Linked DNA regions of Homo sapiens: region 1 is linked to region 2. Evidence: chromatin loops called from intact Hi-C (ENCODE). Cell type or tissue: sigmoid colon. All regions are shown on one strand. Links, peaks and the distances in the headings refer to the core of each region. The heading gives the core; the rest is flanking DNA.

The links. A loop is a pair of places that touch in the nucleus more often than their neighbours do. Peaks named below come from ENCODE experiments on the same cell type or tissue, not always from the same donor. Only the 100,000 strongest peaks of a DNase experiment are listed, where the experiment ranks them.
Region 1: it touches region 2 in a loop (2.9-fold over the local background); 3 of 110 quality-filtered maps call a loop at or near these places.

What each region holds. Positions count from the first base shown.
Region 1 is chr15:78,614,957-78,623,429 of GRCh38, forward strand. CHRNA3 (cholinergic receptor nicotinic alpha 3 subunit) reads right to left here and starts at 6,040. Exons shown (of 6, transcript NM_000743.5): 1 at 5,757-6,040; 2 at 3,820-3,959; 3 at 3,661-3,705; 4 at 2,068-2,177. The coding sequence starts at 5,838. In sigmoid colon, for the core only: CTCF peaks have their summits at 3,620 (motif pointing right), 5,189 and 5,391; DNase peaks (open chromatin) are centred at 2,807, 3,795, 4,523 and 5,175; H3K4me3 peaks cover 1,440 bases; H3K27me3 peaks cover 3,151 bases.
Region 2 is chr15:78,806,930-78,815,449 of GRCh38, forward strand. ADAMTS7 (ADAM metallopeptidase with thrombospondin type 1 motif 7) reads right to left here and starts at 4,535. Exons shown (of 24, transcript NM_014272.5): 1 at 4,192-4,535. The coding sequence starts at 4,291. RefSeq lists a silencer at 4,563-4,982. In sigmoid colon, for the core only: CTCF peaks have their summits at 1,764 and 4,788 (motif pointing left); DNase peaks (open chromatin) are centred at 3,542, 3,962, 4,592 and 5,237; H3K4me3 peaks cover 2,166 bases.

The sequences.
Region 1 (8,473 bases), core at 1-8,000, 190 kb before region 2:
GAGAAAGAGGAGAGGCCTCCCAAAACTGGCGGGAAGATGCACATTCCGGATCCATAGGAGACTGGAAGTGGCCCACTGTGAAGGACTGGCTCGAGAGCAGCTTCTCTCGATGGCAGGAGCCAGGGAAGTCTTTTTAGTCCTGGACTCACCCTTCTCAACTACGACCTGGATGCAGCCACCCAGACGGGCTGGGAGCACGGGGCCCAGAATGCTCATCCTACTCTGTACATGGGAACCTTGCTTCACATACTTGGGGGGCTATCAATCCTTTCTCCAAGGCCCAGACCTTTTCCCAGTGGGAGGAGGCCTGCAGGGTACACCGTGTAGCAGGGTAACTGTCTGATGGCAGGTTTGCTGTTGGGAGAGTAGAGAAGAGGTTTGGGGACACAGGCAGAGACAGGCTGGGGTGCCCAGCTCAGCCCCCTGATCACAGCATCGGCCTCCTGCATCCACTGCCCACAGTGGCCCCAAAGCCACAGTGGATGGCTGAGACCACCCCAGACCTGGCTGTGCCACACATCCACTCTGGGCCTCAGTCCTCATCTGTGAAATGTCAGGGAAGGGCCAGATCAGGGATCCCCAAAGCAAGCTGGTCACACAGCCCCCAGGACAGCTTTGTGAAAACACCCATTCCTAGGCCTACCCAGACCCACTGACTCAGTGTTTCTGTGGGGCAGGACCTGGGGACAGGTATAGAGATTTTTTGGATAACGTAATACATATTAACTTTAGAAAAGACAGTGAGGAACAAAGAATAAAATATTTTGAATTCAGGCACCTGTATTTTTTTTTTTTTTTTTTTTTTGAGACGGAGTCTCACTGTCACCCAGGCTGGAGTACAGTGGTGTGATCTAGGTCACTGCAGCCTCTACCTACCAGGTTCAAGCGATTCTCCTGCCTCAGCCTCTGGAGTAGCTGGGATTACAGGCACACGCCACCATGCCTGGCTAATTTTTTGTATTTTTAGTAGAGATGGGGTTTTGGTATATTGGCCAGGCTGGTCTCGAACTCCTGGCCTCCAGTGATCCTCCTGCCTCGGCCTCCCAAAGTGCTGGGATTACAGGCATCAGCCACCATGCCTGGCCAAACACCTGTATTTTTAAAAAGCTCATTGGGGCTGGGCATGGTGGCTCATGCTGTAATCCCAGCACTTTGGGAGGCCAAGGCAGACAGATTGCTTGAGGTCAGGAGTTCAAAACCAGCCTGGCCAACATGGCAAAACCCCATCTCTACTGAAAAATACAAAATTAGCCAGGTGTGGCAGCACGTGCCTGTAATCCCAGCTACTTGGGAGGCTGAGGCAGGAGGATTTCTTGAACCCAGGAGGTGGAGGTTGCTGTGAGCCGAGATCCCACCACTGCACTCCAGCCTGGGTGACAGTAAGACTCAGTCTTCCCCCCCCCACCCCCCCAAAAAAAAAGCTCCTTGGTAACCATGCCAGTCAGCAGGCTGGGAACCCTGGGACTACACAGCTTAGGCCCACCCAGCTATGATCTTCTCCAACACCCTCATTCTCTTTCAAAGACAAGGTGAGGAGGGACCGTTTACTCCATTCCTGTCTGTTTGCACAGAGCTGCTAACAGATGCTACATTCCAGGTGCCCCGGGCATCTGAGCCTTCCCCCTCCACACACTGGGGTTGGTCCTTGGCCCATGGATCTTTCCAGCCTTATGTCCCACAGTCCAGCCAATGAGGTCACCTTGGCTGCCCATGACATACTCTCCTGCCTCCCCGGGCCCTCCTCTGCTCCATCTCCCTGTCCTGAGATCCTACACAATCTTCAGGATTCACTTCAAATGCCAATTCTTCCTTGAAACTTTCCCAATGCCATCTTCCACCCACCCATGCCTGCTTTGAAGCCACTCAGCACACTGCTGCTCTCTGTGGCTCTCCAACATCTCTGGTACCTGGTATGTAGTAGTTGCTGATTACATACCTATGGACTGAACAAATGAATGCAGCCTTCTTGGAAAAGGCCAAGGAAGGCCAGGTTTTAAGCACAGTGGGCCAAAAACCCAGAGCCCAGGCTGACAGCCCTGAGAGGGCGTGGGCCCCCCAGCACCTTACTTGTTATACAGCACAATGTCTGGCTTCCAGATCTTCTGTGCAGGGACACGCATGAACTCTGCCCCACCATAGTCAGAGGGGTTCCATTTCAGCTTGTAGTCATTCCAGATCTCGGGGAAGGAAGCAGGGAGGGAGAAGGAGACGGTAAAAGAATCAGCCTGGTTTTACTTCCCGTGGCACCACCCATCTTGGTGACTCCCCACCCCTGCTGCATGTGACCGAACCACATCCATGCCATGATCACATAGTCCAACTTCTCCTGTGGGTGTAGTGCAGGAGAGAGCACACGGCTGGCTCTGCGGGCCACCTCCTGGCACTAGGGAAGCCACTGCCCCCATAACCATGAGCAAGCCCAGCCCCTCATCAACCAAACAGGGCCTACTCGTGCTTTCTCTGGTCACTTCTAGTGCCAGGTGGAGACTCCTGGACTTCATGCATCATGTCCAGGTCCATGTGCCTGTTTACAGCCCCTGAATGGCTCTCCAGGGGTGTTTTCCAACATAGACACTCTTTCACCCCAAGGTTAAGCAAGACTGGACTCTGAAAGATTCCGGGGGAAGAATCCATGACCCCTGCAGGGCCCAGGAAGTGTCTGGGTCCAGAGGCTGGGAGGTCTGAGTCCTGAGCACCAGAGGAGAGAGGGGTGAGGCTGCGGCCACAGAGGGAACGTGTGCATCAAGTACTGGGTGGGGCACTGTGCCCATCTGGCTTTCCAACCTCCTGGGGATGAAGGCTGTGTGTGCTGAGTGCTCAGCTGGCCAGGCTGGCAGAAGGGTCACCCGCAGGCCAATGGGCCATTATGTCTCCTGGCAAGTCTGGACAAAGCCTCCCTGGGGAGGACATGTGGAAGGCAATTTCTTGGCCTCGATCTGAACAGGAAAATCTACTCCCACGCTACCAACAACAGCAGCATCTTATTCTGACTTAAGAATGAGTATAGGGGCTGTGCACAGTGGCTTCTGCCTGTAACCCCAGCACTTTGGGAGGCTGAGGTGTGTGGTTTGCTTGAGATCAGGCGTTCGAGACCAGCCTGGGCAACATGGCGAAACCCTGTCTCTATAACAAATCCAAAAATTAGCCAGACGTGGTGGTGCACAGCTGTGGTCCCAGCTACTTGGGAGGCTGAGGCAGGAGAACTGCTTGAACCCTGCTGGTGGAGATTGCAGTGAGCCGAGATCACGCCACAGCACTCCGGCCTGGGTGACAGAGCGAGATCCCGTCTGGAAAAAAAACTGAGTTTTTAGCAAGAGGGAGAGAAGGAGGTGTCTCAGGCACCACCCCAGGGTTTGGGGGCAGGGCTTCAATCTCAGGTTCGTACTCTTCTGTTGTGTGAACATGGAGAATGTCTTTCTCCAGGCTGCAACCTGTCCATCTGGGACTTGAGGGGTTGGGCCCTACAGTCCTTCCAGGGGGACTGTAGGGCAGTGCATGTGACCTCAAGCCTTAGAAGAGATATATCTGCCAGTCAGTGGACCCCAATCTGGGTTCCACAGAAGTAAATGAAGCCTGGTCTTTAGGCCTTTCTTGGTTCACCTAAAGCAAATAAAACAGTCACCACCAGGGGGCAGCAGTGCCTAGGGTCTGGTCACTTACTTGCTTGAGCCACAGGTTGGTCTCCATGATCTGGTTTACTTCATCCTAGAAAGAGGAATTAAAGTTGACAGGAGAATTACAAAACAAGACTAATTCTGGGAAAGGCTCCTCCAGAAGCCCCGGTCCCCATGGCCACGGCTCGTGGCTTCCAGCACTCACCACCTTCACCAGCTGAGACATGGACACCTCGAAATGGATGATGACTGGGTCAGACACGTTGGCTACAGGCCGGATGATCTCATTGTAATCTTCAAACAGCCGCTCAAATAGACGGTGCTCAGCCTCTGAGGCCCTGGCCACTGTGGGAAGCAGCCCTGTCAGTCCCTGGGGAAATCGTTACTTAACCTCCCCCACCCAGCCCAGCAGAAACATCACCCATCTACAGCATCCCCTCCACCTGTGGGGGGATTCTGTGGAACCCTAGACTTTCAGGCCAGTCTAACCCAGTGGGTTACAAAATGGGAAACTGAGGCCCAAGAGGGGCAGGATTCTACCTGGCCACACGCATTCAGTGAGAAGCACAGTGGTTGCAAGCCTGGGCTCTGGAGTTGGACAGATCTGGTGCAAATCCTGACAAATCACTTGTAAGCTGTGTGAGCTTAGGCAAGTGGCTTAACCTCTCTGAACCTGTGTCTTTACCAGTCAAAATAAGGATTATAAACGTATCCACCTCAAAGGGTTGTTGTGAAGGAAGTGCACAGCTTGGTGCTGCGGTAAGAGGTCAAGAACTATTCGCAATCTTTTCCTGGGTTGTTTCTGCCGGGTGGGGGTGTGGGGCAAATGCTGTCTGCCTGGGTACAGCCACTCACTGCTTCCACGATGGAAAGATGGCCAGTCCGCTCCCAGGGGCAGGGCCAACCACGGTCGCCCAGGCCCAGGTCTTCTACCTCCCAGCCTCCGGGAGAACACAGCCCAGGTCTGGGCCTCTCCTGCATTCCACCCTGTAGGGGTGGCCACCAGCCCTCTTAGAAGCCAAGGCACTGTGTGACTCCCGTGATCTCGTGTGACCCCCAGCTCTTGCTGATGCTGTCTTCATATCCTGATGAAAGACTCTGACCTCTGCAACCCTTGGGCACCCCTCTTTGTTCCTAAGCCACACCCCAGCACAAGTGAGGCATACCGGGTCAGCTGTCTTCTGATTCCCACGTACAGATCTGGGGGCAGCTTGGGGAAGCGGGAGGAGAATCCTCTAGGAAGTTGAATCCAACTTCCTCAGGTCTTGAAATAGGATTTTTCCTGCTCCCCACTCTCCTTCCCCAGGATGAAAGAAGGGTCCCAGGCAGGAGGTCGGTTGAGAGCGTATGGCGTTCTGAGTAGTGCAGGCCTCGGCACCGAGGGCGGAAAGCGCTCTGAGCTCACAGCCGCACGACAGACCGCCGGCCTGGGCCCTCCAGGAATTCCCTGCAGCCTTGCCCGGTCCCCGACTCTCGCTACCCACCAGCCCTCCCAGGCACCCAAGAGCCTCCCAGCGGCGGGCCAGGGCCGGCTTCCCCCAGCAGGCTCCTCTGGAGAGCGGGAGGAAGACAGGAGGCGCTCTCCCGGTGGAGGGTCCCTCAGCGACGCAGCCAGGAGCGCTAGGAGGCTACAACCGGAGGAGAGGCTGGCGCTCCAGCTCCAGCCCCAGTCCCGAAGCGACTCCCCTCTTCCCGAGGTGGCCTTGGCCAAGTCTTCAGCCATCTCCGTCAAATGAGGAGGTGGGCGGGATGCAGACGGTGGAGCGGGAGGCTTGGGCGCGCCAGTTTGGGAGCCAGTGCGCGGGGCAGGGCGACGGGCAGCGCGGGGACGCGAATCCCCAACTCCTGCGCCCAAGACGAAGGACCCGGTCTCGACCTCCCCATCACCCGGCGCGTACCAGCGCCCGCTCAGTGACTCCCAGGTTTGGTGGTGGCTAGGGGTGGGAGGTGAGCCGAAAGGGAAAAAGCCACCCCACCCAAGTCGCCGCCGGGCTGGAGCCAGTCTGCGCGGGTTCCGAGTCCCCGGCGACGGCGCCAGCCCTCTCCGCTCGCCCGCGCGGTGTTCTCGCCGGCAGCCCCTCCGGACCCCGCGCCCCTTCTCGGGCGCCCGTCCCTCCGGAGCCCTAACGCCTGTGCGCGTACCTGGCAGCAGAGACAGCAGCAGCAGCAGCAGCAGCCGCGGCGGCGACAGCGCCAGGGGCAGCGAGAGCGGGCCAGAGCCCATGGCTGGTGGCCGGGCTGGCCGCGGACCCGGACGGTCGGGAGCGGGCGCGGCGGTCGCAGAGACGGCCTCTCCCCGCGCGGCTCCAGCGCAGACCCCAGACCTGGAGCCGTGCGGGCGGAGACGCGCGGGGCTCCTCTCCGCTTCGCCGCCGCTGGGTTTCCAGCGCCCTCGGACCCGCGGGAGGACAGGAACCATCCGGAGTGAAGCTGCGCCAGGCGCGGGCGGGCGGGCGGGCGTGCGCGGGGCGGGGCGTACGTGCGGTAGGGGAAGGGGCTCCAGGTCCCAGTCCCCAGCGCCGGGCGAGCTCCTTCTCCGCCGGGCTGGGTGCTCCGGCCGGCGGCGTCCGACCAGATCTGAGCAGGTGCTGTCACCACCACCAGGAAGGAGAGGGACTCAGTTTCTGTCCCAGGTTTCCGGGGCGTGTGCAGCTCCCGCAGGGGGTTGGGACCACCGGGCTAGGCGGGCGCCGTAGGAGAGACGCTAACACACCCTGGGAAGGACGCCTTGTGTATCTCATGCTATTAAATAATTGTTAAATATTTTAGCCGGGAGCAGTGGCTCACGCCTGTAATCCCAGCCAGCACTTTGGGAGGCCAAGGCGGGCGGATCACGAGGTCAGAGACCATCCTGGCTAACATGGTGAAACCTCGTCTCTACTAAAAATACTCTACAAATTAGCCCGGCGTGGTGGCAGGCACCTGTAGTCCCAGCTACTCGGGAGGCTGAGGCAGGAGAATGGCGTGAACCCGGGAGGCAGAGCCTGCAGTGAGCCGAGATTGCGCCACTGCACTCCAGCCTGGGTGACAGAGTGAGACTTCATCTCAAAACAAAACAAAACAAAACAAAAAAACTTAGATATAGTACTGGTATTTTTTTTTTAAGTCCTTATAGCTTAGGGGTGGGTGGAAGTTAGTTGAAACAATATTGGCTATGAGTTGATAATTGTCGAGGCAGGATGATGGTACCTGGAGGTTTGTTATACTGTTCTCTTAACTTTGGAATACGTTTGGATTGTTCCTTAATGAAAAATTTTTTGGGGTGATCAGACCCAACCCCAGGCCATGGGGGTGACAAAGTCAGGCGGAGTCAAAAGAATGAGAAAAGACAAGAGAGAAAGCGGGACCAGGCGGCCAACGTATGGAGGCTACGAAGGCCCCCAGCTGTGGGAGCCCACGCTATTTATTGGTGATCAAAGAAACAGGTGGTGAGGATGTGGGGGTTGAAAGGAAGCGGTGTATCAAGCAAATGAACTACAGCTGTGACGGTAGTTCACCTCCCATCCCAAAGTGCTGGGATTACAGGCGTGAGCCACTGTGTGCAGCCTCATCTGCTCTTCTGATGGAGCAATCTGAGAGGGCAATGGGGTTCCCACCCTAGTCCCCTGCAGAACCTGTCCCCTTCCCCGCCACCATCTGCAACCCCAAGAATGTGCACTGATTGGCCAGGCAGGGTGCCCTGGAGCCTCCTGCCCTCTCTGACCACCCACCAGGGATGGGGGGCACCTTGATGTTGGCTTCTTTGACATCCTTTTATTGCAGGAGGAAGTTCTGTCATAAACTCTCCTCCTGGCATTCAGCAAATGGAGAGTCACCTTTATCATTTCCAGAATGTGCTGTTTACCCATATTAAAACCAAACAAAAGGAGACAGTTTGTGGAATGGAAAATGTAAGAATTGGGACCCACCTCTCAGGCCTCCAATTACAGCATTCTCAACTCTTGGCAAATGTCCCCCATTGGGACAATACTGTAAGTTATATATCCAACAAAGGACTTGTATCCAGAATGTATAAGGAACTCTCAAAACTCAACACTAAGTGTAGATGCATATGAGGGGTCTTACTGGGGTGATGCAGATGTTCTAAAACTGGATTCTGGTGGTAAGCTTACGACAACTCTTTGAATTGTACTTCAAATGGGTGGATTTTATGGTATGTAAATTATACCTCAATAAAGTTGTTTTCTAAAGAAAGTCTCAATGGTAAGAAAACGAACAATTTTTTAAATGAGCAAAAGAGTTAAACAGACTCTTCACCAAAGAGGTATACAGAAGACAAAAAAAAAAAAAAAAGCACGTGGAAGATGTTCAAATCACTAGCCATCAGGGACACGCAAATTAAAACCAGGGTGGAATCCAGTTGCTGAACAACTGGATCTCTCATACTTTGGTGGGATTGCAAAATGGTATAGCCACTCCAGAAAACAGTTTGACAGTTTCTTTCTCTTTCTTTTGTTCTTTTTTTTTTTTGACAGAGTCTCGCTCTGTCACCCAGGCTGGAGTGCAGTGGCACGATCTCGGCTCACTGCAACCTCTGCCTCCCAGGTTCAAGCAATTCTCCTGCCTCAACCTCCCGAGTAGCTGGGATTACAGGTACACACTACCACACCTGGCTAATTTTTGTATTTTTAGTAGAGACAGGGTTTTACCATATTGGCCAAGCTGGTCTTGAACTCCTGACCTTAGGTGATCTGCCGCCTTGGCCTCCCAAAGTGTTGGGGTTACAGGTGTGAGCCACCATGCCCGGCCTCAACAGTTTCATATAAAGTTAAATATACACTTACCATATAACCTAGCAATCACCCTCCTGAGTGTTTAAATAAATGAAAACTTTTATTCATACACAATCCTATATGTGA
Region 2 (8,520 bases), core at 420-8,419:
CTAATTTTTGTATTTTTAGTAGAGGTAGAGTTTCGCCATGTTGGCCAGGCTGGTCTCGAACTCCTGACCTCAGGTGATCCACCCGCCTCAGCCTCCCAAAGTACTGGGATTACAGGCATGGGCCACCATGCCCACCCTCCAACACTTGTTTTAAGTGAGTATTAACGTTGGTTCCCAGGGCAAGGACAATCCCAGCCAAGGCAGCTAAAGATGAGCTGAAGGTCAGGGGGGCACTGATGCCAACCAGCTCTAAAATTCTCAACTGGGGGAGCTACATGACACTCTTTTAGGCAAGTTTTGTCCTCAAATGCATGTGGTTGGGGAATGGAAGCAGGTATGTAACTGAGGAATCAACCACTGGGGAGAAAAGGCCCCAAAAGCTTAAAAAAAATAAAGTATCTCTGGGGAAGAACCCATGCCCCAGCGGATGTACAGTCCTGTTGAGAATACCTGCTGTAGATCCTGGGCAAATATTGCAAGACAGAAATTCCAGATGACTTACAAAGAAGCATCCTATTAAGTTCAAAAATGTGGACAGGGCTAAGTAGAGCTATGCCGCAGGTGAAAAGCATTCGGATTAGTGAGCTCTAGAGCCAGAGAGGCTGTGTTTGAATCCCAGCTCTGCTACCCATATCTGTGAGACCATGGGTAAATTACTCAACCACTCAGAATCTCAGTTTCTCCATCTGTAAAATGGGGATGATAATAATTACAGCTGCTCTCTTTGGTTGTGTAAGAATTAAATGAGTTAGTATGTAAGTGCTTATAACAACAGCTGGCACATAGCAAATGTGAGCTAAGTTATGACTGAAAATTAGCAAGAGAACTTCTAAAGTATATTTAGCTTTTTCTTTTAAAAACTTGTTGTTTTATCTGTTTGCCTAATGGCTTAAAAACAAACAAAACAAAACAAAACAAAAAACATGTTTTTATTTATTTATTTCTTTTTTTTTTTTCTGAGATCTCCCAGGCTGGAGTGCAGTGATGCGATCGTGGTTTACTGCAGCCTTGACCTCCTGGGCTCATGCAATCCTCCCACCTCAGCCTCCCAAATAGCTGGGACTACAGGCGTGGACTACCAGGCCTGGATAATTTTTAAATTTTTTTGTAGAGATGGGGTCTCATTATGCTGCCCAGGCTGGTCTTGAATTTCTGGGCTCAAACGATCTGCCTACCTTGGCCTCCCAAAGTGCTGGAATTACAGGTGTGAATCACTGTGTCTGGTCTAAAACATGTTTTTCAATCAACAATAAAAGAATAGACTTACAGGATGTTGCCACTTTTATTGCAATAATTTTTTTCTTGTTTTGTTCAGATTTTTTCTTTTGAGACAGTCTCCCTGTGTCACCCAGGCTAGAATGCAGTGGTGCGATCTCGGCTCACCGCAACCTCTGCCTCCTGGGTTCAAGCAATTCTCATGCCTCAGCCTTCCGAGGAGCTGGGATTACAGGCATGCACCACCATGTCCAGCTAATTTTTGTATTTTAATAGAGATGGAGTTTCACCATGTTGGCCAGGCTGGTTTCGAACTCCTGGCCTCAAGTGATCCGCCAGCCTCAGCTTCCCAAAGTGCTGGGATTACAAGCATGAGCCACTGCAGCCCGCCAGCATTACCTTTTTTTATAGTGAACTTGTATTGTTTTGCCATTAAAATATTTTTAAAAAGTGCAGGGGTAAGTTTAAAAATAAGTAACTTTCACTGTAGCCTAGTTGACCTCACTCAGTAGAGATGTTGGTGGCTGAAACTAGCACCACCCAGTGCCAGCAAGGAGTAATTGCAGGTTCCAGTCTCGACCGGTTATGTGCTTGCAACAAAGCTGAGCCTGCAGAGTTCAAGTGACAGTGGGATGGCAACAGGCACCATTCAAGAGGACTGCCAGAGATTCATGGCCAAATCTATTCTGCCAAGTCAGGAGGTCTGTTCTGATTGGACCAAGCTCCTGCCACATTGGGTGTTAAATACTTTTAATATCTCCCCTGGGTGACAGAACTGTCACTTTGGAGCTTCTACCAAAGAAATGCCAAGATGGTGTTTACCCTCACCTCCCTATCAAGAACCTGAGTTACAATCCAGCCCTTCAAATGACCCACAGCTCATGCCAAGGAGGAAAAATAACTGGCAGGGTGGGGGGTAGTATGTGAATGCCCTCCTCTGTGAGTTCTAGTATGCACAGAAACACATGCACACAGAGTTCACATGTGCCATACGGCATGAGGAGGACACATGACTGGGCTCCAGCCTCAGAAACCCTAGCAGGTCCCTGGGTCAGTCACAAGTGGGGAAAAGGGATATATTTTCCTAAAAGTGAGCCCAGGATGAGCCCTTTGGTCTTAAAGAAGGTAACATTCAGTGGTAGGAGGAGCCCCAGGCTTAGGTCCTGGGCTTCAAAGAAAATGACAAACAGGCCAGCAGCCTCAGAGTCACCAATCCTGAGGGAGTGCAGAACAGGAAGGACCCCATGCTCTATATCTATGGGAACACTAGAGACAGACTTCACCCTTGGAGTGTTTGTGCCCAGATTAGGTTGGAGAGAGTGCCTGGCCTGCCTCCACCCTCAAACAGCAGGTCCAGGTCATCTGGGGAGTCCTGGGTCGGCCTGGCAGATTAATAAAAATAATGACCACTACATTGTAGTCACTGTGTCCTGCCTGAGCAACTGACATATTCAATATCTCATTTAATCCTCATAAGAATCCCACGAGGTTGACCGCACCCAACTCTTCCCACAGCTGCCAGGGGGCCAGGACCCAAGTCCTGAGGGAAGCATTTTCCTGCTCTCCCATTCCCATCGCCCGGTTCATCCTCCTCAGCCCCCAGCTCTGGACAGTGGAAAACACAAGCCTCATTCAGGAAGCTCAGGAGTCCAACCCCACAGGTCGCTCTACTCTGAGCCTGTTTGCTGGTCCATAAAAGGACTTTCCATCACTTGCTTTGCACGGTTGTTGTGGAGATGATGAGAAATAAGAACCCGTGAGGCTGGCACACAGTAGGTGCTCATTAAATGTTCGCTCCCTCTGCGCTCTGCGCATGGCTGCTAGACCAAATCTTTCCAAAACACTGCTTTCATCAGCTGCTCCCCTCAACGGCTTCCCAAACCTCTAAGATCAAGAGTCAATGTCCCCATCCTTCCCGCCCAGACTACTTTCTCGTCACAATCCCTCCAGTGGGGAGGCAGGTCGACCCCATCCCAGCAAGCAACCCTAATCCAGTCCCCCGACTGATGCTCCCCAGGGGAGGGCCCCACTCCCTCCACGCCCTTCTAGCTCATCCAGAATCCATCCATCCTTCCAGTCTCTCCAACCTCATGCCCCTCCTCTCCTACAAAGCCTGCCGGTCGGCTCTATTGCAGGACTCTCCCCACTATCCACCGGCTCCCCTGACTGGGAGCTCCCTGAGCACCGGGCCTGGGGTCTCCTACATCCTCGGTTACTGAATTCCCAGGCCGGCTGCGTCGGACGCGCCAGCAGCGCGGCCGCCCGGCAGGTCGCCGCCAAACAAGAGTCTGGACGCAGGCCAGAGGCTCGTCGGAGGCCGGCCCGGCGGGGCGGGGAGAGTTAACCCATGGCCGGGAAAAGAAGCTCCTGCTCCCCGCTCCACTCCCGGCGTCTTCACACTTGGGGAAGGGAGAGGCAGGAAGTGCAAGGACCGCGCAAGACCCGGCCCCCCGAGCCGCCAGGGGCCGCGCCAGCAGCCCAGATGCGGTGGGCGGGAGCTGGGGGGGCGGCGGGGTCCCGCGAAGACCTGCGACCTGGCGCCCTCGCCGGCTGTGTCCCGGCCAGCCCGCTTTCCAGGCGAGCCTCGCTAAGGAGTGTGAGAAACCAAATCCTCAGTGGGTAAACCGCGCTCCGTCCAGCCCACTCGGACGAGAGCTCTCCCGGGAGCCAGGCGCGTTGCTGCACCCGAGGTGGGGAAACCGGAGCCCGAAGAGCGGAAGGGGCTTATTCCAGGCGACAGGCAGTGTCAGTAACTGAATCAGGGGCCGAGGAAGTTTCCCCAGAAGCGCGGCTTCGCTCCCGGCCCGGCCCGACCCCGACTACTGTCCCCTAATACCCAGGGAGCGGAAGACGCGACCAACTCCAGGCACAGCGGAGCCGGCGCGGGGTCCACAAAGGTGAGGAGGGACAAAACCGAGACTGGGGGAGCGGGAAGGGGTGGCAGGCCCGGCTGGCCGGGGAGGGGCGGACACCCACCTGGTGCGGGTCCGGGGGCGCCGGGAGCCAGAGCGCAGAGGAGCAGGAGGAGGGGGCGCAGCAAAGGCGCGGGGCTGCGGGGACTGGGGCCGCCGGGCATGGCAGGAACCGGGCGGCCGCCGGGTGACCCCGCGCGCACGCTCTCGTCCGTCCCGTCCGGTCGCTGCCTGGTCCCAGGTCCGGCTCAGGACATGCCCGGCCGGCGTGCAGCTCCCGGCGACCCGGCCCCGACTCCGTTCGGCTGCGCTCGGTCCGCGGGCAACAAAGGCTGCAGGGCCCGCCCCCTTGGCCGCTGCAGAGGCAAAGAAAAGACAAGAGAGCTAGAAGGAGAGAAAGAAAGAAAGAAAGAAAGGGAGGGAGAGTGAGGGAGGGCGGCTGCCGGCCCCCGCCCCGCCCCTCGGACTCCTTCCCCCGCCCCTGGCCCCGCCCCGCCCCGGCCGGCCCCGGCCTCATCGGCCCCGCAGGCCGTGCTCGCCTCAAGGGCTGGCCGGCCCGGCGCAGGCAGCGCCCCGCAACGGATGTCCGCCCCCCTCGCCCCCCTGTCCCGAGCGCCCCCTGCCGGCGGAGCCCTGCCAGGCCTTTCCGACCCCGGCCGGTTGAGGACCCCCGGAAAGAATCTGGAATTTCCAGAATTAATGTGTTGTCCCTAAATTGGGCTCCACGAGGTGCCCTTCGCTGTGTTCCCCAGGCCAAGCAGGGCAGCCCCTCAAAAGGGGACGCGGGAGGCCTCCAGAGGGCCACACCGGGGGCCCTGCTTCAAAGCTATCTGCGGAGACAGGCCTGGGCCCTCCCTGGACAGACAGCGGTTGCCCGCGCGAGGTGGGGCCCCGCAGTTCCTCGTCTCCTGACTCCTCTCCTAGTGCGTTTGCTTGAAGCAGAGCGCAGAGTTGAGCCCACAGGCGGGGGACCGCGGCTTCGCCCAGGCCAGCGCCCACAGACTTTCAGCAGGGGCTCCCGGGGAGCCTGGAGGCCGGCCAACCCCAGCCTCACATCCCAGGCCAGCCTCCGCCTCCAACACCGGCCGTCTGTCCTTCGTGGCCCCAGCCCTGGCTCTGGCTTCCGGCTCCCCTTCCCCCTGTGCTCCCAGGAGCTTCCTTTCTCCCTTCTGCCGTCACTAAACATGGCCCTGTACCGAGGACGCCCGTCTTGTCCTCGGGGCGGTTGCGGTCAGCTTCCTCCCCTTGGTTAGTCTTTGTGTGCCCCCTGCCCTCTGAGGCCCGCACACCTCCTCATTGTCCAATCTCCTGGGCCCTTTCATTCAATTCCTGGAAGCTCACTTCTGGCTTCCTCTCCACCCTCAACCTGTCTGTCCTCTAGGGAATTTGTGTAGTACAGGGTCACCTACTTCCTCCATCTCATCTCCAGTGACCTTCCACTCCACCTCAGCCATCAGGTCTCAGGGCCAAAGCCTGGGCTGTGTCATCCCTCAGAACTGCTCCATCTTGGAAATCCGAAGCTCAGGTGCCCCCCTGTCAGACCCGACTCTGCAGTCCTTTCCACCTTCACAGTCCCACTATGTATTGCTCTTCCTCCAGTCCCTTGATACCTTCCTCTTCGCCCAACCTACCAGCCCCTCCTGGCTTCACCTACTTCCCTCCCAGCTACATCTACTGCTTGACTCCTGGCCCCTACCCAACCACCTTGCATTTCTTCCCCACTGCTTACACCAGCTGGTCTTGCTGCTCAGTGACATGGACAATTCAGACCACCACATCCTACCATGCACACTGCATACAATGAGCCTTTGTAGCTGGCACCCACTCACTTCTCCCTCCATCTGGACACAGTGAAACAGGTGCCCTCCAGCAGTCAGAGACAATGCTTCCACCAGGGCTCTGTGGCTCCCTCCCCTCCTGTCTCCTCAAAGGTCCTGCTCCAGGTGTCCCCCGCTTTCCTTGGTCTCCTTGGGTTGGTGACCGTCAGTCTAAAAACATTCTTGTCTTCCTCCTATTAAAGATACTGATAATAGCTGGGTATAGTGGCACAGGCCTGTAGTCCCAGTGATACTCAGGAGGCTGAGGAGGGAGGATTACTTGAACCCAGAAGTTCCAGGCCAGTCTGGGAGACATACTGAGACACTGTCTCTAGGGAAAAACAAACAAACAAACAAAAAGCAGGCAAGGTGCCTCACACCTATAATCTCAACACTTTGGGAGGCTGAGGTGGGAGGGTCACTTGAGCCCCGAGTTTGGGACCAGCCTGGGCAACATAGTGAAACACCGTCTCTACAAAAAAATTAAAAATTAGCCCAGCATGGTGGCATATGCCTGTGATCCCAGCTATTTGGGGGGCTGAGGTGGGAGGATCACTTGAGTCCAGGAGATTGAGGCTGGGCCAGGCCTGGCCCCACCAATGAGCAGTAGCCAAGATCACGCCACTGCATTCCGGCCTGTGCAACAAAGTGAGGCCCTGTCTCAAAAAAAACAAAAAAAGTACTGATAATACCCCTCCATGGACTGGGTGTCCCCTCTAATTCCCACCCCACATATCTGCTCCCTGTCTTAGTCAAACTTCTCCCTCAAGGTTGTCTAGATTCCCCCTTTTCCCATTTGTACCTCAGGCTAAGCCTCTTGTCCCCCCATCTTGGTGTCAAAGCCAAATTCCTTCTCCACCTTGACCTGCACAGTGCATTCTAGAGATACCCTCCCTGTTCACATACCTCCACTCTGCCCTCATCACCTGGCACATCTCTTCTTCACTCCATAAGATCAAGTATGCACTGCAGACCCAGGGCACTGGGGACACAGCTGTGAACAGGTGGATAAGGTCTCTGTTCCCTGGAGCTCCCACTCTGGAGGAGGCCATGGACAGCAAGCAAATAGACAGATGGATAAACAATTCAGACCACCATATAAACAAGACCAGCTACAGAGAGGTGCTTTGAAGAAAATAAAACCGGAAGTGACTAGAGTCTACTTTCCATGGGGTGGTCAGGGAAGGCCTTCCTAAAAAGGTGACATTTAAGCTGTGATACCAGAATGACAAAAAGGAGCCAGTCATGTGAAGGTGAAAGGGAGAAGATGTGAGCCAGGCATGGGATGCATGCCTGTTGTCCTACCTGCTCAGGAGAATGTGGAGGGAGGATCCTTTGAACCCAGGAGATCGAGGCTGCAGTGAGCTCTGATTGCACCACTGCACTCCAGCCTAGGCGAGAGAATGAGAGACCCTGTCTCTAGAAATAAAAATAAATCTTAAAAAGCTGGACACTGGTCAGGCGCAGTGGCTCACACCTGTAATCCCAGCACTTTGGGAGGCCGAGGATGGCGGATCACTTGAGGTCAGGAGTTCGAGACCAACCTGGCCAACATGGTGAAACCCCCTCCTCTAATAAAAATACAAAAAAAATTAGCTGGGCGTTGTGGCGGACAGATGCCTGTAATCCCAGCTACTCAGGAGGCTGAGGCAGGATAATTGCTTGAACCTGGGAGGCAGAGTTTGCTCTGAGCCGAGATCCTGCCACTGCACTCCAGCCAGCGACAGAGCGAGACTCAGTCTCAAAAAATAAAAAATAAATAAAAGATGGGCATAAACTTGATGTCCCTGAGACTTGTCCTTTCAGACCTAGGCTGTACGTCACCCCTTCCAGCACGTCCCCCCTGACCTCTTAGGTTCCCCAGAGCACCCTTTGCCATCCCCGTTGACAGCTCACTAGACTGCTATTGTCTGGTTATGGGTCTGTCAACCCCGACACACCGTGAGATGCTAAGGTCATGTCTTGGTCTTTGTGATCCCTGCCACCAGCACAGCAAAACCTAGAGATCAGGAGGATCTGGGGAGGGGACACACAGCCCTCCCTGGCCAACACCACAAACTGCCTCCATGCTGCCAAGGCCCAACAGTAGATTGGAGGCTTTTTTGAAATGCAGCCTTGGAGTTTGTGTTTTCAAATCCCACGTCTGATGACAGTCCCTGCCTGCTTCCTCCTCTGTCCCAGGTCCTGGTCTTTACTCCATCCACACCCTGCTGGGTGCCTTCATTTTAAAGCTTCTCGGAAACCATAGGATACAAAAAAAGGATACAAAAAATGATAAGCCTTAGTCATGCCCTCATGATGCAAAAATAATTCAACTGGAAAAACAGGAACAGCCAACTCCAAATTTCGGGGAGTGAAGTGTACATTTTGTTTTTGTGTTTTTCGGTTTTATTGTTGTTGTTGTTGTTTGAGATGGAGTCTCGCTCTGTTGCCCAGGCTGGAGTGTAGTGGCACGATCTTGGCTCACTACAGCCTCTGCCTCCTGGGTTCAAGCAATTCTCCTGCCTCGGTCTCCCAAGTAGTTGGGACTACAGGCATTCGCCACCTCACCCAGCTAATTTTTGTATTTTTAGTAG